Regions from separate parts of the Mus musculus genome. Here regions 2, 3, 4, 5, 6 and 7 are each linked to region 1. The links are chromatin loops, found by intact Hi-C in ENCODE. Cell type or tissue: heart. All regions are shown on one strand.

Region 1 (4,000 bases):
TAATTCTAACAGATAACTTAAAATTTTATCTTAGTTACCTTTCTTTTGCTGTGGTGTGAGTAAGGCAGCTTACAGAAGAAGTGATTTTATTTTGGAGACTCCGGAAGCTTGGAGTCTGCATGGCAGATCACGGCTAGCTGGGGTAGCAGCTGAGAGCTCCCATCTTGGACAGCAAACGGGAAGCGGGAAGCAGAGAGTGAACTTGAACTGGTGCGAATCCTTTGAAGTCTCAAGTCTGCTCTGGTGACATCCTTCCTCAGGCTGCACTGATAATCCGTCCCACATAGCCACCCACTGAGGAGCATCTATCTATTCAAATATCTGAGACTTATGAGGGACATCTCATTCAAATGGTCACAAATTTCTTCTAATTCCCTTAGAAAGGTATTGTTATAAATTACTGTTATATATACTATATATTATAAACACATTTTATATACTATTACAGATGCATTTTACATTATATATTCCAAATGCTATTATAAAGTTACTACTATACATACTATAAATTACATATATTCTATATACAGTTTCAAAGTTACTATTCTATAGACACACCTATGCATACATATTTGCAAATAAAGACAATAACAACTGTTGGTAAGAAACCAATGTACAACTTTCTAAATCTATCCCTTCCTCGCCAAACCAGGCCATACAGTCTGAGAGCCACCTAGTGATCAAGGTTGGTAACTGCAGCTGCTCCAGGTATTTCAGCCATTGAAATTTGTTTACAAAAATCAGAGAATACCAGGTAAACACTTCTTTTCAATGGACTGGATTAGTGGTAGGACTTTCACATATTAGCATGATTATAAAGATGGGTAGGCTGTGAGGTAGAAAGATTTCTTGATTTCCTCATCTCAGTAAGAACGGCCTTCCAACCAGGCCAGGAAGAAAAGGAGTTTTCTGCGAAGTGGCTTAACTGTTGAACCGATGGCTTCAAATACAACAAAGAGCAGAGAGCTGGTGGTTGAGGAAGTGCCTGCTGAGATAAAAGGGCCGACACAGTTGGCTGTTTGTGCTCCATTTTCCGCAGGAGAGAGTGGTTTACAAGGTTGGAGTATTCTCATGCTAACTAACCTCTGAGCCAGGCATCGACTTACAAAAATGTAGCGTTCCTTTTCTTCCTCCACATGCCCCCACTTCCTTTCCTTTCTTACTGATTTCCATTCCTCCTTCCTTTTTCTTTTGTCATTCCCTCTCTTCCATCCTTGTTTGGAATTCCAGTATAATAAAGTAAAAGGAAGGTTTGAACCCTGAAGTCCTGGGTGCTTGAAGTACTTAGTTTTTGTTGTTTACTTTTAAAGCTACTAGGTTTGGTGGAAAGGGTGGGAGACCCTGAACTAACCTCCCTGTGTCTGAGAGCCTTTTTCAGATGGATTCCATAGATTTCTATGATCCTGCTACATCTGTGGCCAATCGCTGCACTCATATGAAAGGCCACTTGTTAGAGACAGAAAAGGGGGGCAGAGGGAGTGTGGGAAGTGTGTTGGCAGGATATGTATGGAAAAGGTGATTTTTACGTTCACCCTGGCATTGTAACTATTCATTCAACAGAAATGCACTGAACTCCTCTGGTAGACTGGACCCTGCTCTAAGTGTTGGAGACACAGCAGCAAACAGGAAAACAGAAAGCCCTGCACATCTGGCTTCACTGCTACTTGTTAGGAGGAAGAGAAGAAGATAGGTAGTACCTTAGTAAGTAGCAGGACACGGTTTTCATCTGGTAAGAAATACTAGGAGATAGAACAGGTAAAAGGAAAAATGTATTATTTGAGGAGTTGACTATGATGTAGACTAGAGTGGGGCTTGACCAGAGTGTCCAAGAGTGGGAACAAGCTCTATCTGCTATCAGGAGGGACAGTTGCCTTGCCAAGGGCTAGGCAGGAGGCTGTGGCACACGAGGAGATCTGTGGCCTGAGCAGAACTGGAAAGGAGAATCCTTGAAGCAGGGTTGTCAGTGGGGCATGCTGGGACTGGAGACAAGTCAGTTGGATGCAGACGCTACTTCAGGCCTGGGCAGGCAAAGCTTGATAAGCACACGCCAGGAGAGAGACATCTGTCCAAGAAGTGTTGTGCTGTGCTGTGTGGTGGGCTAGGCTGAGGTCAGTAAGGAGAAGGGGAGAGAAATTCAACAGTGTGGGCTAGAGCTGGCCTCGGGACTGACTTGTGGAGTCAGAACATCCTACTCTGTAAATCAGCATCAGCAATAATTCTGTACGCGGAAGCCCTTTGTTTAGATGTACGTTCTTAGCCTTAGTGTCTGAGTCAAGGAAGAGGAGGTAGCGAGCAGAGGCTGGCCAGAGTAAATAGTTCAGGAAAGAAATAACAATGGCTCATATTTCGGTTGTTGGGGAAGTGTGTCATAGGACATGTTGGCTGGCTAGCAGTGGAGGTGACGGATGTTAACAATTTCCTAGCATCATGCTGACAGTTGTGGTGTTTTATTTTTAAAATGCATCTGAATGTGAAAGTAAGAAAGCTGAAATGACTTTCTTTCACCCTAGGAAAATGCTTTAAAAACAAGAGTGGATGGGGATGGAGAGATGGTTCCGCAGTTATGAGGACTGCTTACTGCTCTTGCAGGGACCTGAGTTTGGTTCCCAGAACTCATGAGGCAGCTCACAAACCATCTCTAACTCCAATTCTATGGGATTTTATATCTCTTCTGATCGCTGTGGGTTCCTGCACACATAATACGCGCGCGCGCGCACACACACACACACACACACACACACACACACGCACGCTTACACACCTAAAATAAAAAAATAAACACAATGATGATGTGCTTGGCTTCTCTAAGCAGGGTACAACACTGAGGTACAGTTTTGAGAAATGGGTTTGCATGGGGAGAATCAGAAGAGGTGGGCTTTCTAGAAAGGTCTGAAAGGGGGTAGTTGAAAAAAGACAACTATGATCTAGTCTTAAATGTCCTTAGGAGCAGAGTGTTGGGAGATTCTTAGAAGATATTTGTGAAGGTTTGCAGGGTGGTATAGATTGGGAAGCAGCCTTCTATCTCCCCACAGAGTTTTTAACTCAATGGCATAGTAAAGTTTTCCTGGAAGGACTGGTTCAAAAGAGCAGTATCAGGGCTGGAGAGATGGCTCAGTGGTTAAGAGCACTGACTGCTCTTCCGAAGGTCCTGAGTTCAATTCCCAGCCACCACATAGTAGCTCACAACCATCTGTAATGAGATCTGACTCCCACTTCTTGTGTGTCTGAAGGCAGCTATAGTATACTCCTATAATAAATAATTAAATCTTTTTTTGTTTTGGTTGTTTTTTTTTTTTTGAGACAGGGTTTCTCTGTGTAGCCCTGACTGTCCTGGAACTCACTTTGTAGATCAGGCTGGCCTCGAACTCAGAAATCCACCTGCCTCTGCTTCCCAAGTGCTGGGATTAAAGGCGTGAGCCACCACGACCAGCGCTTCTTCTTCTTCTTTTTTTTTTTAATAATTAAATCTTAAAAAAGAAAAGAAAAAAGAAAAAAGAGCAGTGTGGCCTGAGGTTTCCCCTGCCACTTGTTACCTAATAGCAGGACTGAGCAAGGAGAAATTTCAGCCAAACTCTGACATTTTCCCCTTTCCTTTTGTTCTTTGACTGTGTCTTGGGACTGCTGGCTGCTCTTTTAGCCATGTGTTTCAGCCTGTGCTTCTGCTCTGTGATTTGAGCTTTGAATTCTCCAGTACCGGCTGGAATGGAAGTGAAGGGTACTCTGTGATTCTCTGCATCTTTCTGGTTCTTTCCTTCGGTGCTAGCCTTGCTGCTGCCTTTGCTCTGAATCTAGGCCTCCACCAAAAGGTTCCATTTGTGCAGGTGAGGCACGTAAGTCTAACCCGTTCGTTACTTGCCTTTCATCTTCTTATGATAATTGATTTCGCCTTCTCTTATTAACTTTGCAGCTTGAAATTCTTCCCATGCTGTCGTTGTGCAAGTTTGAGAACGGAAAACAACTCAAAACAATGTCAAAATCCCTCGTGGAAAAATGGCACACC
Region 2 (4,000 bases), 52 kb after region 1:
GAAGGAACGCAGTAAATTTCCAGTAACCAACCCAAAAGAATGCAAACAACATGGTACTGTGATAAAACCAGATATACAGACCAACCAGACACAACAGAGAGCTCAGACTTAACTTTACACACACGCAGGCAACTGAACTTTGACTTGGGTGCCAAGAATAGGCAATGTGGGAAGAATGGTTTCTTCACTAAGAAAGAAGAAAATTGTAAGGGAATTATACAGCTCAATAGCAAAATCATCCCCAAACAACCTGATTTAAATGTGAGCAAAGGATCTGAGATGATGATAGTTTTCAAAAGTGGCATACAAACAGACAAGAAATGTCTGAAATGGGCTCAAAATGGGCTCAGCACCATCGACTCAGAGAAATGCAAATCAAACCATGAAGAAGCATTACCTCACACCTGTTAGTGCTTACCAAAAGGAGATAAGTGGTGGGGAGGAGGCAGAGAAAACAAGTTCCTGTATGTACTGGTTGAAATGTAAATTGGTATAGGCAGTTTGGGAAATAATATAGATGTTTACTGGAGAAGGAGAGAGAGAGAGAGAGAGAGAGAGAGAGAGAGAGAGAGAAATTAATTTATCATTCAACAGTCCCATTCTTGGGTGTATGTTATATCTTAGTTTCTTTTCTGTCACTCTAACAAAATACTTTATGTTGGGTAGTTTTTAAAAAGAATGGGTTATTCCTTCTCAGAGTTTAGAAGCTCAGGATTATGGCTCTGGTGTTTGCGGAGCTTCTAGTAAAGGAAGGTGTCATGTGAGGTAAGTGGGTGGATGCAGAAGACAGTCCCACATCAAAAGGTCAGGGAGACACTGCCATCACTTCAGTTGTTCAAGGAAACCAATCCTTGCTAGTCCTGCTAGAGAGCGAGTGTACATGAAAAAAAAAACCTCTCTTAATGAACTCTCACCTCTGAAAGTTCTCAACACCATTTAATATGGCTACACTGGAACCAATGTTCAGCATGAGTTTTGGTGTGGACCGAGCATATTCAAACCAGAACAGCAAATACCCAAAGGAAGTAAAATCATAAATCAGAGATATAAGCACTTTCATGTCCGTTACAATATCAGTGACAGTAGCCAAGACATGGAGGCAACCTAAGAAAGTATTAATATGTAAATGAATGAAGAAATAAGTTATATAACCAGTATAAAATATTATTCAGCCTTAAATAATGACATACTACTATGTGAAACAACACAAATGGGCATTATGTTCTAGAACACATTAAGCTAAGCAAAGAATTCTAGACAAGGAAAGACACACACTAAATGACTTTACTTGTGGGACCTAAAATAACCAAAATAAGTCAAAATCACAGTGATGTTACTAGGGATCTAGGATAAGGGAATGAAGAGAAAGATGTTGGTCATAGAGTACAAAAATTCAGCTAAGAACTCAGTCCTGGAGGCTGAATGTATAGCTGTGTGACAGACAGCAGCTAGCCATACCAGAGTATACACTTGCCTCTTGCTGAAAGAGTAGATCTTATGTGTCCTTGTCACACATAAAAGTAATTGAAAAAGTAACTCTCTGAGATGACAGATACGTTAAAATGGTTTTACTTTTCAACCTGCTCCAGTAGGGGTCCCTTTAATGTTTGTGCTAGTAGATGGGGGACTCTCAAGTATCTTTGTGGTAGACAAATCTAAGGTGGCCTTCATGAATACCAACCCAGACTTTTGTGACTTTGTGATCCCCCACTTTTGAAGTGGATAAGAGCTGTGACTTGAGTCTAATCAAAGGAGTCCAACGTGTTGTTTATTCTGTAACAGTGCTTTGTGTTTCTAGTTAATAACACAGGCAAAGAAGGCTAGGGTGACATTCCTAGGATTGTGTTATTTCTATCTTGCTCATGCCTCCCTCTGCTGGTCTAATGAAATAAGTCAGTGGCCATATTTAAATATGACTACGTGGCAAATACTGATGATAGCCTGTGTGTTCCAACAAATATCCAGTAGGAGACCTAGGCATTCAGTCCTGCAGCCACAAGGAAATAGGTTCTTTCACTGGAAAAAGAGCAGTTTAGATGGTTATAAATTACTTAATCCATAGAAGCCATAGGGGCTTTATGTAGAGATTTGGGTAGAGAGGTAGACCTAGATATTGACTTAGGAGTGGCTATTCCTGAGTGGGGGTAGATATATGGCAGGGAAACTCAGATAAGAAAGACTTCTTTAGTGTCACGATTTTTCCTAGGTATCTCCTTGTGCCAGATATCTATGCGTCTATGTACCTACCTACCTACCTACCTACCTACCTACCTACCTACCTACTGACACCTAATAGGAAGAGGCAAGTGGTCACAACCTGCAATGATGGGATAAGAATGATGGAACTCAGTTACCAAGATTAAAATACCTTCCCCACTGATGTTATTGCAAGCATGGCAGCATGTAGGCAAAATCAGAGAAGGCAAATCATGAGCAGCTGCTGCCCCATGGTACCCGAGCCCGGGAAATATTTGCATCATATCTGAGCCAAAAGCACACCTTTTATCTACTGCCTGAGCATTTTTCACATTGAAGTTCTGGCTCACATGCAGAATCCAACCATTTATCTCCTGTCTCCAGAAGGGAGTGTCAGGGACTGTGGGTAGGGGCAGGGAGGAGGCCAGGAACCAAGGCAATCAGTGGTGACAGGAGGAGGGACTGAAATGCTACCAACATTATCAGTTTTCTTCATGTTGACCTTTGTTCTGCTCTGTTTCCTGGGGATCCTGGCCAACGGCTTCATTGTGCTGATGCTGAGCAGGGAATGGCTACTGCGTGGTAGGCTGCTCCCCTCGGACATGATCCTCTTCAGTTTGGGCACCTCCCGATTCTTCCAGCAGTGTGTGGGATTGGTCAACAGTTTCTATTACTTCCTCCATCTGGTTGAGTACTCCGGGAGCCTTGCCCGGCAGCTCATTAGTCTTCACTGGGACTTCTTGAACTCAGCCACTTTCTGGTTTTGTACCTGGCTCAGCGTCCTGTTCTGTATCAAGATTGCTAACTTCTCCCATCCTGCCTTCCTGTGGTTGAAGTGGAGATTCCCAGCGTTGGTGCCCTGGTTCTTGTTGGGCTCTATCTTGGTGTCCGTCATTGTAACTCTGCTGTTCTTTTGGGGAAACCACACTATATATCAGGCATTCTTAAGGAGAAAGTTTACTGGGAACACAACCTTTAAGGAGTGGAACAGAAGGCTGGAAATAGACTATTTCATGCCTCTGAAAGTTGTCACCATGTCAATTCCTTGTTCTCTTTTTCTGGTCTCAATTTTGCTGTTGATCAGTTCTCTCAGAAGGCATTCGCTAAGAATGCAGCACAATACCCACAGCTTGCAAGACCCCAACGTCCAGGCTCACAGCAGAGCCCTGAAGTCACTCATCTCATTCCTGGTTCTTTATGCGGTGTCCTTTGTGTCCATGATCATTGATGCTACAGTCTTCATCTCCTCAGATAATGTGTGGTATTGGCCCTGGCAAATTATACTTTACTTTTGCATGTCTGTACATCCATTTATCCTCATCACCAATAATCTCAGGTTCCGCGGCACCTTCAGGCAGCTACTCCTGTTGGCCAGGGGATTCTGGGTGGCCTAGAAGGCTTGGTCTCTTTATCTAGAGCCTTTGAAGAGACTCAGGTGAGGGTAACTTCACTTGGAAGTGAGCTCATCTACGTGGAAATGTCTTTGTAGGCAGGCATGGGGTCATACTGTGAGGTTCCTCATTGGGAAAGAGGAGAAGAAAATACAGAGTGTCCTTCCTTACCTTAGGATATTATGAAAGTGGAAATTCCGAATCCTGGACCAGTATTGATCTAAGTGCAAAGTACAATATGTCCTGTTCCTTTCATGTCTGTTTTCCTTTTGTTACTGATTCATTCTCTAGGGAATAGTCTTGATCAACTGAATCATCTCATCTGGCTGGCCACTGGGGAGGTAAAAGAACTTTGTGTCACTGCTGCATTGGGATATACATGGGTGGGAAGCAAGTGTCCCTGAGGCAGAGTA
Region 3 (4,000 bases), 200 kb after region 1:
GTCTTTAAAAGAAAAATACTGTGTGTTTTCTCTAAGAATGTATGTGTGTGTATGTGTGTGTGGGGGGGGGGGGCGGGGGGTAGGGAGAGCAGTCAGGCCATGAAAGGAGGAAGGGAACTATTAAAGGGTATGAAGAAGGAAAGGTGATGGGGGTAAAAGAGGTAATGAAATGTGCAGGTCAAGAAACAGAAGCCAGTACCACTTAGGAGGAGGAAGGGGGGGGGTGGTCAGTAAAAGTGTGAGAGAAAAGATAAAGACTATTGGCAAGGGAGTAAATAAATACAAAATGTCAGATAATTTTGTAGGAAAATGTCACTATGGAACCCAAAATTTAACAAAAAAAATGAATAGAATGTCTTCTTGTAATCTGTAAATTCTGTGACTCTAGAGGTAGGAAAATGGTATCATACTTACATTCCTAGGACCTCTCCTGCTTCTCCAACCCAGTTTCTCTGTATTTTTTAATATTAAATTTTATTTTTAATCACATACATACATACATGCACACACACACACACACACACACACACACACACACTGTATCTTGAGTATATTAATTTCTCCCTCTCTCCAATTTCTCCCAGGTTACACATCTTCCTCCCTGTTTTCTGTCCTTCTTTTATAGTTTTTAATCTGTTAATGGATGTTTTTAACACACTGAGTTCCACTGGTCTTTCTCTTATGTGCATGGGCACAGAGTCATCTATTGTAAAGAGAGAACTCACCAGTGACCACACCTCTCCCTCAGAAAAGTGATTCTCCTTCCCTCAGGAGCTGATCCAACTCCCTTCCTCCCTCAACTTCCAATAGTTTTTCAGCTAGTAACTTTTAGCTGGGTTTGATCCTGTGTGAGCCCTGTGTAGGTCTCCACAGCTGCTTTGAGTTTATGTGAGCAACAGGCATGTCATGTCCAGAGGACAGCATTTCCCAACACTCCTGCTCACCCCCTGGCCCTTACATTCTTTCAACACCACATTCCATGATGTTTCCCGAGCCTTGGCATGGAAGGATTGATTCAAGCGTCCTATTTACAGCTAAACATGAACAATCACTTACTCTCAGCACTCGGAACAACAGTAATGCATCTCTGCCTTAGTCACTACCCACTAAAATAAGAAATTCCTCTGAGCAAGATTCGGAGCAGCACAAATCTATGGATAAAACCATAAGTATCTGGAAGGCAGCTTGACAACATGACCATTTAGAAAAGCGTCATTGGGTTCTCCCTTAGGGCCTATGACTTCCATAGCCATTGGTTTTGATGGACCGTGTTCAAAACACCAGGCATAAGCACTCCTATGCTGCTGGCCCCGGATCCAATCAAAAGAGTGTTTATTTACTGCTACTACTAGATAAGTAGGCGCAACTTGTCTCCCAGGACAGAGTTGTAGCAGGCAGTGTCCAGGTCTTGATTTGATCACTGATATCTTTTTTTCCTCAACACCCTGAAACTTTCTTTTTTTCCTGTACTTCACCGACCTTTCATGGCTATTCCTGTTCTTTGTAACTTATTTGGAGCAGGCTTTTGGCTTCTTGGCTCCTTTCCTTCTGTTTTTGAAACACTATGATAGAATTTTGCAAAAGAACTCATTTTATTTCTTCAATCTGAGGGTGGGGCGGCGGGGCGGGGATGGGGGTGGGGTGGAGGTACAGACGCTGCTGAAATTTCAGCCTGGACTTAGGGCGCCACCTGGAGGCGAGACAAGAAAGAGCCCAAGTTATTTAGCTGACAGAAATTTGGGGACTCCTCCTAACCTATAGGAATGTTCTTGGACTATATATAGTAAAAAGGGGTTGGTCATAATATCTAGATGAAAACGGAGTTTCTTTAAAGTTAATGTTTGGTGGGATTCAAATGACATGGAGAAGGAAAGGGGCTGGCAAGAAGGAAACCAGAGACCCAGAAATGGAAGCTTGGGGAATGTATTTAAAAGTCAATCATTTTCCTTGAAAGTTTCTGACTTCATCTCCCACAAAATGTTGCTGTAGCTATTCTCATAAGAACTAAATCTTGCATGTGGAAAGTGGGAAATGGCAGATCACTTTTTGGTCATCCAATCTGACCGTCAATGTGGTTATGTTAGCTATTATTAGTCAGAAGAGAATAGGAGAAATATTAGTTTTGCTGTGAGTACCCTGTAAAGACTGTTTTGAATTTCAGCAAATAGGGTAGTTTTCTGTAAGGACACGAGTTAGGGATCCTTAATCATTCTTCTACAATCTAACACAACCACGTGTACCTGTGGAAAGCTTTTTTATGTGTTAGGCACTGTGTTATGTTGGAGATAGAACTTTGAGAAATACAGGTGTCACCCTTGTCTTAATGAAATGGACAGTCGAGTGGAGTAAGAAAACACTAAATAGACAATTTTAAGAGTGATAAGATTTTACAGTTGCACGATGTGACTGTAGATAGACCATATACTGACTTATATATATGTGACTATAGACCATAAGACCATATACTTACTTAGTCGTGACACGTGGCTGGACATGTATTCTCTTCTAAGAGAGATACTTGGGATGTAGCTCAGTGGTGTCCAGTTGTTTAACACGCTGAAGACTCTTGATTTGATCCCAAGCATCCCTTGATCCTTGCATGTTAAGCAAGTGAGTATCATTGGGCTACATCCCTGGCTCTAGAGATATGGATAGACAGATGCTCTTGCCATAGGCTGATGGTCCTTTTTCTGGGAGGATGTAGAACTTTTGGACCTACCTTAAAGTCATAGACTCCTGGTGGTTGGGTGGGCCTTGAGAGCTATGGTCTATTTCTACTTTCTGTTCTCTCTGTTTCAGATTTGCTAAGATAAGAACAAAGGTGAGAGCAAGCTCCTGCAACTCCAAGCATCCCCTTTCCTGACATGATGCACTTTATTTTCTGAAATCATGAACAGAAATAGACTTCTCCTCCTTCGAGTCACTTCTGTTAGATACTTGGTCACAACAATGAGAGGAATAAATGGTACTCTTTGAATCATTTATCATCCTGGCCAACATTTCCATCAGACGTAAGCTATTTTATGTTTAACTGTCCTCACACGCTGGAACCCAGGTCATAGGAGCAAAAGAAAGACATGGACACAGGAGCACATATTCAGGAGAAGGTTCTCTGTGAGAGAGGACGGGTGCCACACTTCTCAAGCAGCAGGCAGGGGAGTTCTTGAAGAAAGGGACAATATTTTACTTGTCAGTAAAAGAAACACAAATCAACAGAAGCAAAAGCAATACTTTATTGATTTAGTAAATAAGACAATCTGAGTCTAGTCATGGAGCTTGAGTCACTACCACATCAAGATTCTTGAAAAATGTCCTAGGAGACACCGTTCTTCTTTTTTTTTTTTTAATAGCTTGTCAACTTTTATTTACAGAGTCCCATATGTGTGAAGATAATGCTAATACAAGACAATTTTACACTCATATGATTCATAGATGCCATGATTTTAAAAAGAAACTCTTTCCCAACTCTGTTTTTTGTTTTGTTTTTTTTTTTGTTTTTTTTTGTTTTTTTTTTTTGTTGTTGTTGTTTCTGTTTTTTTTTTTTTTTTTTTTTTCAAGACAGGGTTTCTCTGTGTAGCCCTGACTGTCCTGGAACTCACTCTGTAGACCAGGCTGGCCTTGAACTCAGAAATTTGCCTGCCTCTGCCTCCCAAGTGCTGGGATTAAAGGCGTGCACCACCACACCCAGCCCCAACTCTGTTTTTGTCATGCATTAGAAAAGTGCAGTGATTGGCAGGTTTAATTAAATCTTTAAGCATATGTAGTAAAGTCACTGGATTCAGCAAGTCAAGGGCTGTGGTTGACCATTTGTGTATTCATGCTTAAATTTGTGCTGGGGTATCAGGATCTCTTGGCTGACAGCCCATTTCAGCCATGTAGAGATGAAAGTCAGTTCTCAGTAGAAAATTTTACAAAACATAAAAACATAAAGGATTAGTATATTCATTCAGATAAGGACAGTGGAGACAGCACCCAATGATCTATGTTATTGATTTAGTAT
Region 4 (4,000 bases), 150 kb before region 1:
CAATAACAACCTTTGCTACATTGTTTGTTTTTAGGCCATTCCTTTATTATCGGGAAACATATATAACCATATGCTCTTGAACTACATATGTACTTTCACACACACACACACAAACACACACACAACTTACATACACTCACATCACCTTCTGAAAATCCTCCAGAGACTTTTGATTGCCATAGATGTGTCCACTGGCAGGAGGGTGGGGGAAAGCCCTCTGCTGCATCTCAACTCACTCTTTTCTTGATCGCTCTTGATGGGTTTTTTGTTTTTCTTTATACACCCTAGCCAACATAATCACTTAAAGAGCTTGATGAATTGGCTCCTTTGTAATTTTGATTTTGGATATGTTCAATCATACAGAAAAGTAGAAGAGATGCTGCACTCCTGCCTGTGTATCATACTGTACTCATGTACTGTGTATTATATTTAATAAGTGCTGCTTGGGATCTGAAGTGTCCCCCAAAGGCTTAGGTGTTAACCATTTTATTCCTACACAGTGCTGAAATTGAGGGATTATTGTATTATGAGGGCTTAATCCATGGATAAATACACAGCTGAGTTCATAGCTGAACAGACCAGAAGGGTCCTGCTTGGAAGAAGTACAACCGTAAGTGAACGGAGTTGTGTCTTTGAAGGGTATTTGGGACCCTGGTCTTTTCCACACTCTCTTCCACCTTTCTAACTCACCCTTCTTCTAACCACAATGAAACGAGTTCTTCTCCATACGTCTCTCTCAACCATGACACTGTCACACCATAGGCCCACAGTGATGGGATGGAGTGACCTCTGACAGAAGCTTCTGAAACTGCACACCAGAATAGTTATCTCCTCCCTTAAATCGTTAATCTTGGACATTTTGTTACAGCTCCCATTAACATTTTGCCAGAACTGATCGGTGAAGGCCTTTCAGGGAAATTACAAGTACATTTTCTTTTGAGGGAGAATACTATACTTCAAATACCTCAGATATTTCAGTATCTCTTGTGTCTCTAAAGCTAAAGATTTTTATGGGTTCTTGGACTTCACATAAATTTCTACTTTCTATAAAAATGAACTGGGTCCCAAAATTAGTCTTTGAAGTATAAGCTGAAATGCACCAAAACACTCCTCTGAAAAAATATAAACATCGTCTCTAATATAGCCTTGATTATCCCTTGGAGTGGAGGCAGGGGGTATGGCAAGACAGGCTCTCACTATGTAGCCTGGTCTGGACTAGAACTTGCTATAAGACCAGGCTGGCTTCAGTCTCACAGGGGTCCTCCTGACTCAGTGTTCTGAGTGTTGGGATTAAAAGTGTGTGCCATCATGCCCTGCCATGGGACACCATTCCAGTATTTACAGGAAACATGACTAAGCTCCATAAAATCTAAACTGTGATGGATATTCGTTCTTTCCTACCACCTCCCTTGTGTCTTCTCCATGCCCCTTTCCATAAACTCTCTTGATAGACAACTCTTTCTTCTGTCCATTTCTATGCACATCTCCTCTGGACTCCTCTCCTCAAACCACATTCCACATTGAAATGATGCCCACTAGTATAGTACTCTCTTATAGATCAAAGTTTAACTTTAGAGATTAACCAGTGTGTAGTTTGGTGATTTCGTTGCGTAAATACTCTCAGCATGGCAAAATTCAAACTACCAGCAGGATCTGTTCAGTGGGTTTTGGAGATGAGCTAGCTTCCTTCCAAACAGGAACAGAGGGCATCTCCAGAGATAACGTTTTCTTCAGTCCAGCATAATAATATTTGTGGTGTTAGCAAGATACTCAGCTCCTCCTAGACTTGGTTTCCTCGTTTTTACACAGGATTTACTGATTGTTTGCATACTTCTTTATTGATTGTTGACCGTTTTTTTTTTCCATGCAGTTTCTAACATGGTGACGATTGGATGCGTGGCCACTAGATGGCGATCGAGTCATTTCTTTAGCACAAACCTTTTCTGTTACAAGTTCAACACTGAGCAAACCATAATTCAAATACACGAATTAAACTGGTGGAGTTTATTTTCCTTTCTGTAAACTTTTTACTATGAAAGTTTTTGTGTTTTCCTTTGAAATTCTCCCCGGAAACTCCAGATCCTGGCTCTTCTGTACGGCCATCTCTCAAGGCCTCGTATAGAAGCTGTTCTGGCTCCGGAATGACTAGTCCCCGGTGAGCTGTGGGAAAAAAATGTATCCAAAGCCACACCTGTCCCTGAGGGATCTACTTCGTGGCCTTTGCTGTCCTTCTCTCCTGAAAGAAGGCAAGATGTCCTCCATTATCACATTGCCCACCTAATCTGTGAACGGCGATCATAAATCCATTCAAATCGTTTTATAGATACAGATTGAGCAATGGTGTAAACCAGATATTATATCAGACACAGGCCAGGCATTCCACAGATGAAGGAAGCAAGAGCAAACAGTGCTACAGTGAAACAAGAAATTCACATCAACCAATCCTCCCTTGGTGCTGAGAGGGTAAGTGGACATCAGCTCCCATTCACAACTAAGAGACTATCTCCAAATGGCAACACTTACAAAGGAAAAGTTAACTTTTTTTCCAAAGGAATTTCACTGGGTTTACAAACCACACATAAGGACAGGCCTCACACTCATCAATAAACGGCCATGACAAAATAAACTCAATGTTTTTTTGTAGATATATATTTTTTTGTTCTTACTGGCCTTTTGCTTGTATATTATGGTTTCTGCTTCTGTGTTCCTATGGCTTATTTCTTCCTGTGTGCTCACATGTGATTGCCTGTTTGTGTGCATGTGTACTGTTTTATTTTTCTTTAGTTTTGTTTTTTTAGTTACAACTTGTTTGTTTTGTTTGTTTTCTAAACAGAAAGGAGAGTGGAGTTGGGTGGAGGGGAGGTGGGGAGGACCTTGGAGGAGTTGGGGGAGTGGAACTGATTAAAATATAAGATTTGACAAATGTGTTTCAATTTTTTAAAAATGAAGTAAAAGAAGAAGGGAAGCGATATCTGCATCAGACACTGAAGCAAGCTGAGTTACAAAATAAGCATAAGAAGTTATGGAAAAAGCAGATTCATTTACTCATAGAAATTTATGACAAGTGTGAATGATGTGAGAAAGCTGAGATTATTAAAGGGACTGCACAGGAGTCATAGCTCACAGATAGACAAAGTTAGGTCCCAGGCTTTTAATTAATTCAAACACAAATTCACATGGATAGAAAAAATAAAGACTTTAAGCCTATAAAACAAAACCGAGGATATAACTCAGTTGGTAGAGTGCTTGCCTAACATGAATAAGGTCCTGGAAGTTAGCCACAGGCACTGCATAAAACCAGGTATGGAGGTGCACACCTGTAAGCCCAGGATTTGTAAAGTGGAGGCAGGAAGATCATCTTCAACTACATAACAAGTTTGAAGCCAGCCAAGATTAATAGAAACTCTGCCTCAAAAGTTAATAATAATAAAGTTATTATTATGAAGTTAAAGTTATAGCCAAAGAGTTGGAGGTGACCTATTAAAGAACATTTCAAAAGCTCTAGCCATGCATGAGACAAAGACTGATTGGATTTCCATTGAGTATGCAATGAGTGACAGCAAGGGTCACTGGCTATATCTTTAAACAAGAGACAACTAGCTGAACTCTACAAGGGAATGTCCATGTCCATGTGTGTGCGCCCACACACACACACACACACACACACACACACACACAATCTACAGGTGGTGGTAATCCTGTGGGTCAGGAAACCATGCTCACTAATAACCAGAAATATGAATATTAAATCAGCAATAAGACTTAGCTACCTTTATGAACCCACAGCTTAATTTCTGCAGCTTCAGTTACCCTGTCACCAGAAGATAGGTGAGTGGTATATCATAAGATTTTTGAGAGAGAGAGACCACATTCACATAACTTTTATTTTATCACTAATATTTGCTAACCTCTTCTATGCCACTTTTACAAACTAAACTTTACAGTAGAAAAAACATAGTATGTATAAAGTTCAGTGCCATTTTTTTTTTGTTGCAACAAT
Region 5 (4,000 bases), 170 kb after region 1:
TATCTTGTCAAAGGCTTTTTGTGAGTCTAAGAACTCTTGTTAGTTTCTTGGTGTCCTGTTTATCCCCTAAGAGCAGCTAAATGAATCAACAGAGACATTTTTGTTTTACACAGACATTCTTGCTTTCTCCCCATTATTGCATTTTGTGAAGTATTTAATGCATTTAATGCAGATGAGGTGATCTTGACAGTTTCTATGACTACTCATGAACTCTTTTTAAAATGGTAGGCACATGGCTGACCTTGTCCAGCTCTGGGTCAACATGCTACCATGATCTTAGGCTAATATTTCCCAGACTTCATGCTTCCTGATGATTCAGGGGAACAGACTCAACATTACTGAGTTTGTCTGTGTAGAGGATATAGTACTGAGTGAGTCTGTTCAGAGGATACAGTACTGAGTCTGTCTCTTTAAAGCACCCTGGATACTTGCCATGCATTGTTCTCCTTTCTCCAAAAATCAATTGTGTGGGATTAGGACTTTCGGAAGAGGATGTTTTCCAGGCATCCTGCTCTCTCTTACCTTCAATTGGATAGGAACTTTGAACTATGAAAATCTAGGAGTCCTACTGACTGTAGAGCTGGCTTTCTGCCTTTGATGTGTTGAAAGAGATTCTCTCCCTGAATGAAACAGCAGCCATTTTAATGAATGTCTTTAACACAGGCTTCCTCCAGAGGCAGATAGATAAGCTTCAAAACCGAGCACTTTAATGTTCCACATAAAAACTGTCTGGTGCAGAGACTGCCCCAGTTCTGACACTCTGAAGGTCAACTCTATCACAGGAAATGAGTGATCACTGTGTTGTTAAATTTTGAAAAGTATCTTAGGTCCAGGGATCATTACTTTAGTTGAAAAGTATCAATATCTTTGCTCTGTAAGAAAACTGGTTCATTTCCAAAATTTATTTTTAAATCAATTACTGTTTTCTATGAAGGTGATTTTAACAGGCTTGAAAATACTCCTGATTTAGAAACTATACCTCATGATACAAGACAGCAAGAGGGCTACCTTGTAAAACTGAAAGACTCTCCTTCTAAAAGATGGTTTCTTGTTCCTTGCTGGCCACAGAGTTAGATGTAAACAGTGGGTAGCATAGATGCATGGAGAGAGGAGCCAACACTATTTCACTATTGCCAGGACATGTTTATGATTCACTGAGATAAAACCAGACAAATGAAAAAGGTCAGCCCTTGTAGGGAAAGAAAAATGCTTATTTCTGTGATGAGCATTTTTCCGAGGGAAGTGTTTTAGTGTCCCCGAGAACCCAGGCTCCCTGGAATCACCTGGCTGTTTTCTGACCACTGATGCAACAGATTGTTCTTCCCTACTTTCCAGTTGCCTACTTCCTTTTAGTCTGAATTTGACCCCAGAATTTATAAGAAGACAGCTAATGATTAGATTAAATGAGATCAATGCAGGATGCTCAGCCTGCTGGAGGCCAGCCTTTGACAAGGACCTACACTCTCTGCAGTGGAAAGGTCTATGGTTGATGTGGTCCAAGGCCTGAGGATTTCATTCCAAAACAGGAGGGATAAATGGAATCTTTCCTGTTTTGCTCTTGTAAGTGGTAAAGTTTTGAATTTCATAAAGCTGATCAATGACCTTAGACCTGGTCATCCTGAATACTCTCTATTCTACCTCTAAAAACTGGAGTGTGCTTCCTTTGTCTTCTTACAAATTATCTTGTGGGACCCATGCATTGCTGGATTCATCTGTTCATGAAAGCCTCTATTCACATAGGAACACAAAATTTCTCCTAATGGTGAATGGGGCAGCAGAGACAAAAGGGCAGCACATAATTAAACTAACTAAATAAAATGGAAGCATATCAGACAGTCCTGGCATCTATAGTTTCCTCATACTGTACCTCAATGTACCCAGAATGGAAGAGCTCTGAAGATGAGAGCACACTGAACTGGTGTGCTGTGTAACATCCTGAGGAGAGAGGCATCAGATCTGATGGAGAGAAGATGGAGTAATGGAATGGATGCCTGCCTTATCAATGCTATCTTCGTACTCTAGCCAGAACATATTTTACTTTGTTATCCCTATGCTCTCTCTCAGTATTTCTTTATCTTTGTTTGCCTATGGAATCCATCACTAGCCTTCTTACCTGAGTTCAGAAAGGGATGGCTTAAGGATGTTGGAGAAGTGACTCAGGTCATGGTCTCTAGAGGTTAGCAAGATCCCAGGTAAAATGGCAAGCGGAGGTTGCAGTGGGTAGGTATGGAAGAGAAAGGGAGAGATACAGGGAGACAAACAAGAGATGGTGATGCTGATGGGCATGAAGAAATGAGAAGTGGGAAACAGCAAACCCAGATGGGGGATTGTCACAGGCGTTTCTGATGAATTGTGTCTGGTTAGAGCTATAATCTTAGCTTGCCTTATGTCCCTGGAGGGGTGAGGAGATGGGGGAAGAAAGGAGTACACTAGTCCATTCCAATGGGAAGGCAAGAGCAAAAATATCCTGTGATTAATTATCTCCACAAAGTCCCTTCTCAAGGTTGGAAACCAGGGTGGAGCTTGGCAAAGGTACAACTCTGTAGTTGTCCAGAGAGAAATGACTTCCTATTTTGAACTGCCCACCTGCCCAGAGCATGGTCCTCCCCTTTGGCATCTCACTTTCCCTAGAGTGTTTTTTCTCTGTCATCATGTCAATTCCCGTCTGTACACACTAGTCCAGGCAGCAGCTCAGACTGCGCTGCAGAACGCCAGGCACTGGGCAGGGCTAAGATGTCTTAATGTTATAGTAGCTTCAGCAATGAGAACTAGGATATCTGAATGGATCCCCTAGCTCCCACACATGTGTGAGGGCCTCCGAAAATAGCCATAAGAATCCTAATCTATGTAATTCTTTTAACCGTATGTTAGTGAGACAATGTATGCAGGACACCCTAAAAAAAGGAGAACTGAATACATGCTCTTGAAGGCTTGGTCGTTATCTTGCATGACCATATGTACACCAGAATCATAGGTCTTAAGAGTGGACTGATTCTAATTAATTTTCTCAATTTATTATTCATTAGGTTAGCAAATGTTTATTGCAGGGTAGTGTGTGCTTCCAGGTATTGACCTAAGAACTTGGTGATGATGATCAGATAGCAAAAGAGTTAAACATTCTTCCCTGTATACAACTTACATTCTAGGGAAAGGAAATAGACTATAATTATGTTAAGGTAATTGTATACTGTATTCAAAACTGATAAATCTAATAGGGAAAAGTAGAAGAGGAAAGAAAATGTGGGGGCTGGTATGGAACTTTAGAGGGGCTGATGTGAAAAGGTTTATTTGGTGCAGAGAAGTCAACCTTGTGGGCATGGGGGAACATGTGAGAATCAGAAGAAAGGCCTCTGTAGAGGCCGTGGAGTGGGAAACAGACATGCCTGGCCTGCTTGTGGCACTGTGATGAAACCAGCATTTCAGAAGAGTGACATAGGGCAAGAGGGTGGTGAGTGGCCAGTAGAGAGTACCTTGTGAGAGACTGGGGACTAGGTTTTTATGTGAAGACTGAGGGCTGGGATAACACTCAAGTTTCCTTCCCATTGCTGTGTTGAGAGTAGAGTAGATCTTAAAGGACTAGGGAAGAACTCAGGGGGAGAGAGGTTGGGAAATTCTATTACAGGTATCTGGGTAGAAAAATGACTTGGATCGGATTAGTTGCAGATTCATGAAAAATGTTGGATTATGATATATTTTAAAGCTATTGCAATTAGAATTTCCTAATGGTCTGGATATGGTGTGGGGGGCGGGGAGGTATGGTTACCTCATAATAGGAAGCTTCATATAGACAAAGGTTTAGAAACTCAATCAGGAATTTTAGTCAGAATATACTAAGTTTCAAATTCCTTCCAGACAGCTAGCACACTAGTCTATGTGCAGTTTGCCATATACTATGCATGTCATGAGAGAGGTATAAGTGTGGTCAGCAATTATTCTCATTATACTGATGAGGATCACTCTGGAAATTTGAGCTCTGGTATACTCAAATGTTAGTTTACCA
Region 6 (4,000 bases), 120 kb before region 1:
CAAAGCAATAACCTATAATAATAGGAGACAATAATGGAGCTGCCAGAGGCCCTGAAGATCATTTGTTTCAGACTGAATTGAACACTGGGAATCCAAATAGAAGAGCATAATACTTTTACTTTGGGGTCTGGCACTACTGCAGTGCTGATCACTAGCTAACACACAACTGTGTGTCTTTCTGCAGGTGCCCTGGGAGGGGCCATGGTGCCAAGACAGTTGTTGGGGAAACTGAAGCAGCCATTTCTCTTCCTGAGCAGTGCCTCCCTCCTCCTGGGGCTGGCTTTACTGGTCATACAGTCTGATGTCGCCCCTGTTGCTTACTTCTTCCTCTGCTTGGCTGGCTTTTGCTTTGTTGCTTGCCTCCTGGCCTGTGTTATGGAACGATGCTCCCGATCGATGCCAAGCTCCAGGCAGACTGAGAATCCAGAGGCCTCAGGCCAAGCGCAGTGAGTCGATGGGAGATGGGCAGGATGACGGGAAGACACGCAAGGCCCTCGTTCCCTCTGTGCCCATCCTTTCTTAAGCATAGACTCTGCTTTCCTCTGTCACTGGTATCATTAAGAGCAATGGTCAGCAGACAATAGAGAGGTCTTTTGCAAGAATGGTGGAACAGAAAAAGGGGGTCTTCTTTCAGGTACCCACTAACGACCATATTTCTTCTCCCACAGAGACAATGGAGCTTTTGAGGTGCCAACCTATGAACAGGCTGTAGAGGTGATGGATTCACAACCACAGAGCCACCTCCAAGAGCTGGAGCAACCACCCCCTTACAGCAGTATCATAATATCCCCAGGAGTTGAGGGGGCACAGCCTAGCCAACCAGACAGTCCCAGCACAGGCAGTCTGAAAAGGCGAGTGGGCTCAGAGGGGACAATGACTGCCAGAGGAAACCCTGGAAGAATTCTTCGACTTAGGGGTCCACGAGTTGTGGCCACTGCTCCTGATCTGCAAAGCATGAGAGTGGCCCCCAAACTGGAGCCTAGTACTCCACCTCCTGCCTATGAAATCAGTTTTGCTCATGCTGATGATGACAGTGTTTTCTATGAAGATAAATGGATACTTCCCTAAGTGGTGCCCTCAGAACCTGTGCACTCATTTGCCCAGCATTTCCTAGTGTCTATTGGATCAGAAACTGGTTTTACCCGGACATCACAATCGAGGCCTTCAAAGCAGCGGGGAGTCGGGCTGTGGCATGTCGTTCACAGATAAATGGCACACCTAGATTCTTCTGGAAACATTCTGGAACCTATCTGATGACCAGTATTTCCAGAGTAAGGTGGAAGATGAGAAAGAGATAAGTTACCAAGAGAAGCTGGAGGGATACCTCTGAGTGACTGCTGTGTTTCTTCTATTGTAGACACCAAGTCTCCCTGAGATTCCTGATGGGGTATTACCTACCAAGATAATGAGAGCTTCTAAGGTTGAGGGGAGCTGAATAGTTTGCACAAGAACGGGATGCTAGTAAAAACATAAAAATAACTCGAATCAAATTCCAATTCCAGTGCCTCCTGTTTTCAATACCAAGCAGGCAATCCGCATTACTTTATAGCCTTGTCAACTGGTAGATAAGAGAATGAGAGGACACTTGTGTAGGAAAAGCGCGACCACGAGCTGCCCCAGCCTGGGAGAAGAGCGCCTCCTAGTGCTTTCCGTCTTCCCTGCATCCTGGCCCTGGAAGTTCAAGGCGAACAAGGATAACAAGGGAAGCCCAGCCCCTTTGGTCTCTTGTAGTTACTTCAGGAGGGGTCGGAGGAACCAGGGGAGGGGGCTGCGGTTTCCGCGGGAATCGATAGCCAATCAGGTCCCCGAGTAGGAGAACCCTCGCTCTTTTCCCGCCCCTTCCCGTTCCTTCTAGCGCCTCCTCTCTTCCCATTGGGCTGTGCGAGCCTCAGCGAGCAGTGTGCGCTTGCGCATGTCCCGGCGTGGGTGGGGCTTGCTGGCGTCGGGCGGAGCCGTGCGCAAGCGCGGCGCGGTGGGAGGCTGGGGGAGGGATGCGGGGGCTGGCGCGGCCCAGCGTTTGTTTGTTTTGTGGGTGGTGCGTGTGCAGCCCGGGAAAAGCTGGAAATGGCGGCGCCGAGCGGGAGGTCGCAGTCCTCCCTGCACAGGAAGGGGCTGATGGCGGCTGACAGGAGGAGCAGGTGAGGAGGGCAGAGGAGGGGAGGCGGCCAGGCGAGCGGCGCGGCTTCTTGGCCTGGTGCCGCGTGTACAGGGGCTGCAGCAGCCTCCCTTTGTCCAGCGCAGAGGAGTCTATGAGAGCGATCTTGTCCGTCCCGCGCTACTTCTCGCCTGCGGCATCTCACCTTTTCCAGAGATGCTCCGGCTTTTCCTTCCAGTTCTTAGCTGAGGACTTAAACTCATTTCTCTTTAAAAACCAGAGACTTCGCAGCTCGGCCTTGGGCGCATTTGACTTGGATTGACTATCTCGTGCCCTGCACTGCTTTCTCATATAATAGATGTTTGTCAGAGAGTTCCACACAGGTTTGGGGGATTTGAATCCTTTGAGAGGATTAGATGGTTCCCGTTTCTCCGCCTCCTCCGTCAGTTTCGATGAAAACATTGCACAGGACGACACAATTTTATTGTTTCCTGTCCAGACCTCTAACATTAATATAGAAACGGGAACTCTTACAGGACACGGAATCAAAGCGTTAGAAACCTCTCGGTGTTCTTTTTCTCCATTCCACTTTTCATGGGTGCCCTAAAATTCCAGGTGACTGGAAACTTCGGGAAAGTTCATATTTTAAGCCTGGTAGTTTGAGATAAAAGGAAGTGGCAGGTGTGCGGAGTAGGTGGAGCCTCAGATAAAACACGGTGACGACTGCTTCGTTAAAAATTCAAGCCTGGGACATAAGAGGATTTAGAACTGGAGTCAGTAAATTGTACCTGAGGATGCAATTGTCTAGAGAAAAGCCCCCTCCCCTTTATTTTTTTGCAAGGGTGTCCTAGTGCAGGGCCAGCATTTAAAGGCTACAAGGCTGTAATCCTGGCATCCTGATGCCTGAGGCAAGAGAATCAGAAACTGAAAATGAGTTTGGTCTCCTGGTCTAGTCCTGTCAAAGAGAATGAGGTGTTGGGGGAGAGGTCAGGTGCCCTCTACAGGAAACCGGAACATGGCTAGCCAACTGAAACTGGAGAGAGCAGTAGAGTGGAAGTCGAGGAAATGAAGCCGCTTAAGAAATGGATCTTCCTAATGACCTAAGAACTCTGCTCTACCATTCATTATATACCTAATGATAAACCCAGCTAACAGCTGCTGTATTCATTTTAATTTAACCAAGGTCCTGTATTTATCCCCATTACTGTGTTGTCTTGTAAGGTGATTCTTAACTGAGGTTTTAAATTCATGTAGAGCATGAATTTTAAAACCTCAGTTAAAATTCTAGTGAATTTTGAAATAGCAGGTACATTCTGAATATTTACTCTGCGTCAATACCTCTTGCTAATGCAGTTTCTCAGGACCCTATTTTTCCATCTAACTGTGGCCTGAAAGGACTTAAAGGAGCCTTTATACAAGGGGCATTCGACCAGTGCGTGGTATTTCAGTGATTGAAGGTGCTTACTTGTGCTCCTATATTTTACCTGCATTGAAATCGGGATTCATCTAAAAATCTCTGATGTATAAAGTCAACTGTTACACTGTCACTCCATTGTCATCAGACTTAAGCATTTTTTCATACTAAATAAGATCAGGGAGATTCATTGGACACATAAAGGATGTATATTGGAAATGGTATTCACCATTCTTGAGCATAAGCAGGTCTCTTTACAAATTTGAGAGGAAAAACTATGGAATCTTTTAAATACATTTATTGCTGGGAACTAAATTACCAAGATAATTTAACCATTGCTTACACTGTCCTTGTGATTACAATTTATACCGTGTTCACCATTAGTATCTACCTTCTGTGGCTTTCACTCAGTTTCACTTACCCATACCTTGTAGGATTTTTGATCACTTTTTAGTATTAGTTTATCATGGAAATGTAAGATATTTTTGATA
Region 7 (4,000 bases), 42 kb before region 1:
TCTAGATGGATTTTTTTCCTTGTCAGTGCCTATCTAGGGTGACCTTTATGTATACTTAGGACAAACCATATGATATGAGATTATTGGCATGTCCTACCATGCCTAGCTTTGTGGAAGAACAAACTTGGCACAAGAAATGTCAAGTGCAAGGCTCCAAGGTAGGAGTGTTTCTTGTCTACGTTGTTGGAACAGAATGAATAGATGAGGTCAAGGAATACTTTTGGCAGATATGTGGGAGAGGGTGTAGCTGGGGAAGATCCTTCAATTAGTTTGATTTCCTCAGTGAAACCAGAAGGAAGGCTATCAGTTGTATGAGTGCGGTAGTTTGAATATGCTTGGCTCAGGGAGTGGCACTGTTTGAAGGTGTGACCTTGTTGGAGGAAATGTGTCGCTATGATCATGGGCTTTAAGACCTTCTTCTGGGGCTGGAGAGATGGCTCAGTGGTTAAGAGCACTGACTGCGCTTCCAGAGGTCCTGAGTTCAATTCCCAGCAACCACATGGTGACTCACAACCATGTGTAATGGGATCTGATGCCCTCTTCAGATGTGTCTGAAGACAGCTACTAATTAGTGTACTAATAACATTAAATAAATAAATCTTAAAAAAAAAAAAGGACCTTTTTCCTAACCATGTGGGAGCCAGTCTTCTCCTAGCTGCCTTCAGAACAAGAGGTAGAACTTTCAGCATTTCCAGCCCCATGCTGCATGCCTGCCTGGATGCTGCTGTGCTCCCACCTTGGTGGTAATGGACTGAACCTCTGAACCTGTAAGCCAGCCCCAATTAAATGTTGTCCTTACAAGAGTTGCTTCGGTCATGGTGTCTGTTCACAGCAGTAAAACTCTAAGACAATGAGGCTGAAGAACAATGAGTAAAGGTGAAGTCTAGAAGTCTTCCTATAGACTGGAGTGCTTATGAGGAAACAGAATTAATTGCCAAGGGGCACTTGAAGTTTATTGTCATGAATTTTTAAATTCATGACAGAAGGCCTAGTCAGAAGGCCTGTGTATTTTCTCTAACTCGGCTGAAATGCATGGGTGTAGGCATGGTAATAGAGTGAAGGCTAGCCTATGATTAGGTTTTGCAAATACCAAAGAGGAAGAGAGACGCATAAAGGAACTGGGAGCCAATTTAAGAGAGTAACTTTATCAGTTGTCTAAGGAATTGAAACTGATACAGAAGCATGACAATGGAAAGTGGGATTGTTTCTCTTGGGTTCCAAGAATTATCTGAGTTAAAGTAAAAGAAGAGGAGTGACTAGAATATAAAAGGAAGTGGTAGGATGAAGAGAAGCTTAGAATTCCAGAGTGAAGTAATGGCCACTTATTTGGAGCTGTACTGTGACAAGGCTACTCGAAATGTGTCAATAATGAATAGACAAAAAATGAGACTTGTCTCTGTAAAGCTTAGGTTTTTTTCTTTTTTTTTCAGATTTATTTATTTTATGTATATATACTGTTGCTCTCTTCAGACGCATCAGAAGAGAACATCAGATCCCATTACATATGGTTGTGAGCCACCATGTATTTGCTGGGCATTGAACTCGGGACCTTTGGAAGAACACTCAGTGTTCTTAACTGCTGAGCCATCGCTCTAGCCCCTGGCTTAGGTTTTCCTAAAACTCCTTTATTCAGGGTTCTTCAACGCTTCAACCTCTCTTCTAGCCCATTGATCAGAGGTAGGGTCAAAAGAAAGTTTATAGGTTTTTGTGGACCTGTTTAGAAGTAGTTTTTTGGAAGGATTCCATTCTTTATTGTCAGGACCAGCAGTCCAGTCCAATGGCAAACACCAATACAAATCAGAAGCAGCAGTCCAGTCCAATAGCAAACACGAAACACATATCAGTAGCAGCAGCTCAATCCAGCAGACACTGCAAGGCTTCACGGAATGAGCATGAGTCAGCAGAATTGGCAAGGATCAGCGGGAACACCAGTTTCTCTCTATGAAGTCAGGCAAGGCAAGAACATCCTTTCACTGGATGTGGAGTTCTACTTATACTCTTTCCAAACATCACATGCCCAGTCAAGTGTCTGGTTCAGCAAAACGTCCTCTCACACAAGACAGCTTCTAGAAAAACATCACGTGACACAAGTGAGTTTACAAAGAAACCAGAAATTTCCATTTCACGTCTCAATTGATGTACTATTGGGGAGAGGATCACAAGACCCTTTTCCTAACTAGGAGCTTTGGGCAAGTAATGGCTGCTGACTCAGGGCAGGCAATGGCTGCTGAGGGGACTGACTCAGTTCTCCGTAGCAGTGTGGCCCATGAGCTAGGGGACGTTACTACACTCTGACATATGGGCAGTATTGACTGTACTCAGTGAGTTGTAAACTGAAGGAGGGAAAAAAGAAGAAAAAGGAGGAAGGGGCAAAAGAGACACATGGTTTGAAGGTGTCCAGAAAGAGGTAGAAAGAGGTGTAAAAAGTGTATATGACCGAAATACATTGAATTCATATATGTAATTAACAAAGGACATATAATATTTTTTTAATGGGCTATAGTGCCAATTACACTGAATTCTCATGAGTTAGCACCAAGAAGACATATTTCACTAATAAATTTTAAAATGTAGGCTGTTCATTGAAATGGTAGGATTTTTAAACATACTATTTGAAGAAAGTATATTGTGGGGTGAAGAGATGACTCAGATGTTAAGAGCACTGTCTGCTCTTTTAGAGGATATGAATTTGATTCCTAGTACACAGAGGCAGTTCATAAAGTCTGTAACTCCAGTTCCACGGAATTTGACACCCTCTTCTGGCCTCCTTGGGCACCAGGTATATAAGCAGTACACAAATGTACATGAAGGTGAGACACCCCCACAGAAGTAACAAACAAAAGGTCCTGAAAGTATAGTAATAAAAATAGTGTCTCAGTATGAATGTGGATCTACATTTTTATTATATTTTGTGGGGAAAGTGGTGGTGATGGGTAAAGCTATGAAAGGAACAAAGCCAGGAAAGAATTGTCTACAAGAGCATTAAAATGTCTGAACACCCATAGTAGAGACATTTTGGAACGACTGAAAGTGAACTAGAACATAGTAATCCTCTAGTGATGGTCCAGGATGAAAAAGGATTGTGCAAGTACGTGCAGTAAGTAGTTCACAGTTTGATGACATGATGTTCAAAGCTGGGGGATATTAGGGAGGAACAAAAGGAAATTGTCTAGACATGGCAGTGAGAGTCCAAAGAGACGTTTGTTCCATGGTCAGTGCTAGTGGCACAAAGGCTGTGATAGAAAAACATTGCAGCTATTTGACAGGGCTTCAGAGGAGGTGTGTCCAGGCAGATGCAGCTTAGAGCAGAAAGGGAGAGAATCCTTTTTGCTAAGAATCGCCTGTGAGTTCCAGATCCAACTGGAAGGTTCAGGGGTTGAGCAAGAAAGTAAGATGTAAGGTGAACTGAAGAGCTAGGGCTTCTTAAGGGACTGCCACAAATGGTATTAGGGAACTTAATGAGATGCACTCTGATGTTTTCCAGCCAGAGAACAAAGGGAAGGCTGTGAGCACAGGAAGGTAGAGAGGAGAGAGTCTTCTTTATTCTCCTCTGCTAGAGGACATGGGAAACTGGGGAAATGGAGGTCATACTTGAGTCTGAGGAAGGGACACACTGTTCTTCTACCTAGCCACCAAATAGTGGTATCCCTCAAGGCCCAGCATCCTAAGTGCTCTCAACTTCTCATGCATTTGCAGTATTGTTTGAATGGTATAAACAAATGTCAAAGGCCATATAATAAAGGTAAGGCTGGGCTGGAGATATGGCTCAGTGGTTAAGAGCACCGACTGCTCTTCTGAAGGTCCTGAGTTCAAATCCCAGCAACCACATGGTGGCTCACAACCATCTGGATTGAGATCTGACGCCCTCTTCTGGTGTGTCTGAAGACAGCTACAGTGTCCTTAATTATAATAATAAATAAACTCTTTAAAAAAAATAAAATAAAGGTAAGGCTGACAGCTGGGTGCACTATTCTGTGGTAGTGAGACCTTTAGGTGGTAT

What was found. Peaks named below come from ENCODE experiments on the same cell type or tissue, not always from the same donor. Only the 100,000 strongest peaks of a DNase experiment are listed, where the experiment ranks them.
Region 2: it touches region 1 in a loop (3-fold over the local background); 4 of 42 quality-filtered maps call a loop at or near these places.
Region 3: it touches region 1 in a loop (6-fold over the local background); 12 of 42 quality-filtered maps call a loop at or near these places.
Region 4: a loop joins it to region 1, with 2.9 times the contacts of the local background. A loop is called at or near these places in 9 of 42 quality-filtered maps.
Region 5: a loop joins it to region 1, with 2.4 times the contacts of the local background. A loop is called at or near these places in 3 of 42 quality-filtered maps.
Region 6: a loop joins it to region 1, with 4 times the contacts of the local background. A loop is called at or near these places in 5 of 42 quality-filtered maps.
Region 7: a loop joins it to region 1, with 1.9 times the contacts of the local background. A loop is called at or near these places in 11 of 42 quality-filtered maps.

What each region holds. Positions count from the first base shown.
Region 1 is chr6:42,379,954-42,383,953 of GRCm38, forward strand. It overlaps 2010310C07Rik (RIKEN cDNA 2010310C07 gene), which reads left to right. Exons shown (of 4, transcript NR_045169.1): 4 at 35-605. Among named protein-coding and RNA genes, the nearest start is that of Epha1, 8.7 kb to the left of the region's middle. In heart, no CTCF peak of the experiment used is centred here; a DNase peak (open chromatin) is centred at 2,328; H3K27ac peaks cover 696 bases.
Region 2 is chr6:42,431,872-42,435,871 of GRCm38, forward strand. Tas2r126 (taste receptor, type 2, member 126) reads left to right here and starts at 2,664. Exons shown (of 1, transcript NM_207028.1): 1 at 2,664-3,590. The coding sequence starts at 2,664. The coding sequence ends at 3,590. In heart, a CTCF peak has its summit at 1,880 (motif pointing left); a DNase peak (open chromatin) is centred at 2,710.
Region 3 is chr6:42,582,007-42,586,006 of GRCm38, forward strand. No RefSeq gene overlaps it. Among named protein-coding and RNA genes, the nearest start is that of Gm38798, 2.3 kb to the left of the region's middle. In heart, a CTCF peak has its summit at 1,718 (motif pointing left); no DNase peak of the experiment used is centred here; H3K4me3 peaks cover 448 bases.
Region 4 is chr6:42,225,535-42,229,534 of GRCm38, forward strand. No RefSeq gene overlaps it. Among named protein-coding and RNA genes, the nearest start is that of Tas2r144, 12 kb to the left of the region's middle. In heart, a CTCF peak has its summit at 1,893 (motif pointing right); no DNase peak of the experiment used is centred here; H3K27me3 peaks cover 22 bases.
Region 5 is chr6:42,545,127-42,549,126 of GRCm38, forward strand. No RefSeq gene overlaps it. Among named protein-coding and RNA genes, the nearest start is that of Olfr455, 8.1 kb to the left of the region's middle. In heart, no CTCF peak of the experiment used is centred here; no DNase peak of the experiment used is centred here.
Region 6 is chr6:42,263,060-42,267,059 of GRCm38, forward strand. Tmem139 (transmembrane protein 139) reads left to right here. Exons shown (of 3, transcript NM_175408.4): 2 at 185-446; 3 at 669-1,496. The coding sequence starts at 202. The coding sequence ends at 1,068. Casp2 (caspase 2) reads left to right here and starts at 1,926. Exons shown (of 11, transcript NM_007610.2): 1 at 1,926-2,138. The coding sequence starts at 2,065. In heart, a CTCF peak has its summit at 1,649; a DNase peak (open chromatin) is centred at 1,852; H3K4me3 peaks cover 2,541 bases; H3K27ac peaks cover 2,174 bases.
Region 7 is chr6:42,338,273-42,342,272 of GRCm38, forward strand. No RefSeq gene overlaps it. Among named protein-coding and RNA genes, the nearest start is that of Gm24611, 2.5 kb to the left of the region's middle. In heart, no CTCF peak of the experiment used is centred here; a DNase peak (open chromatin) is centred at 1,909.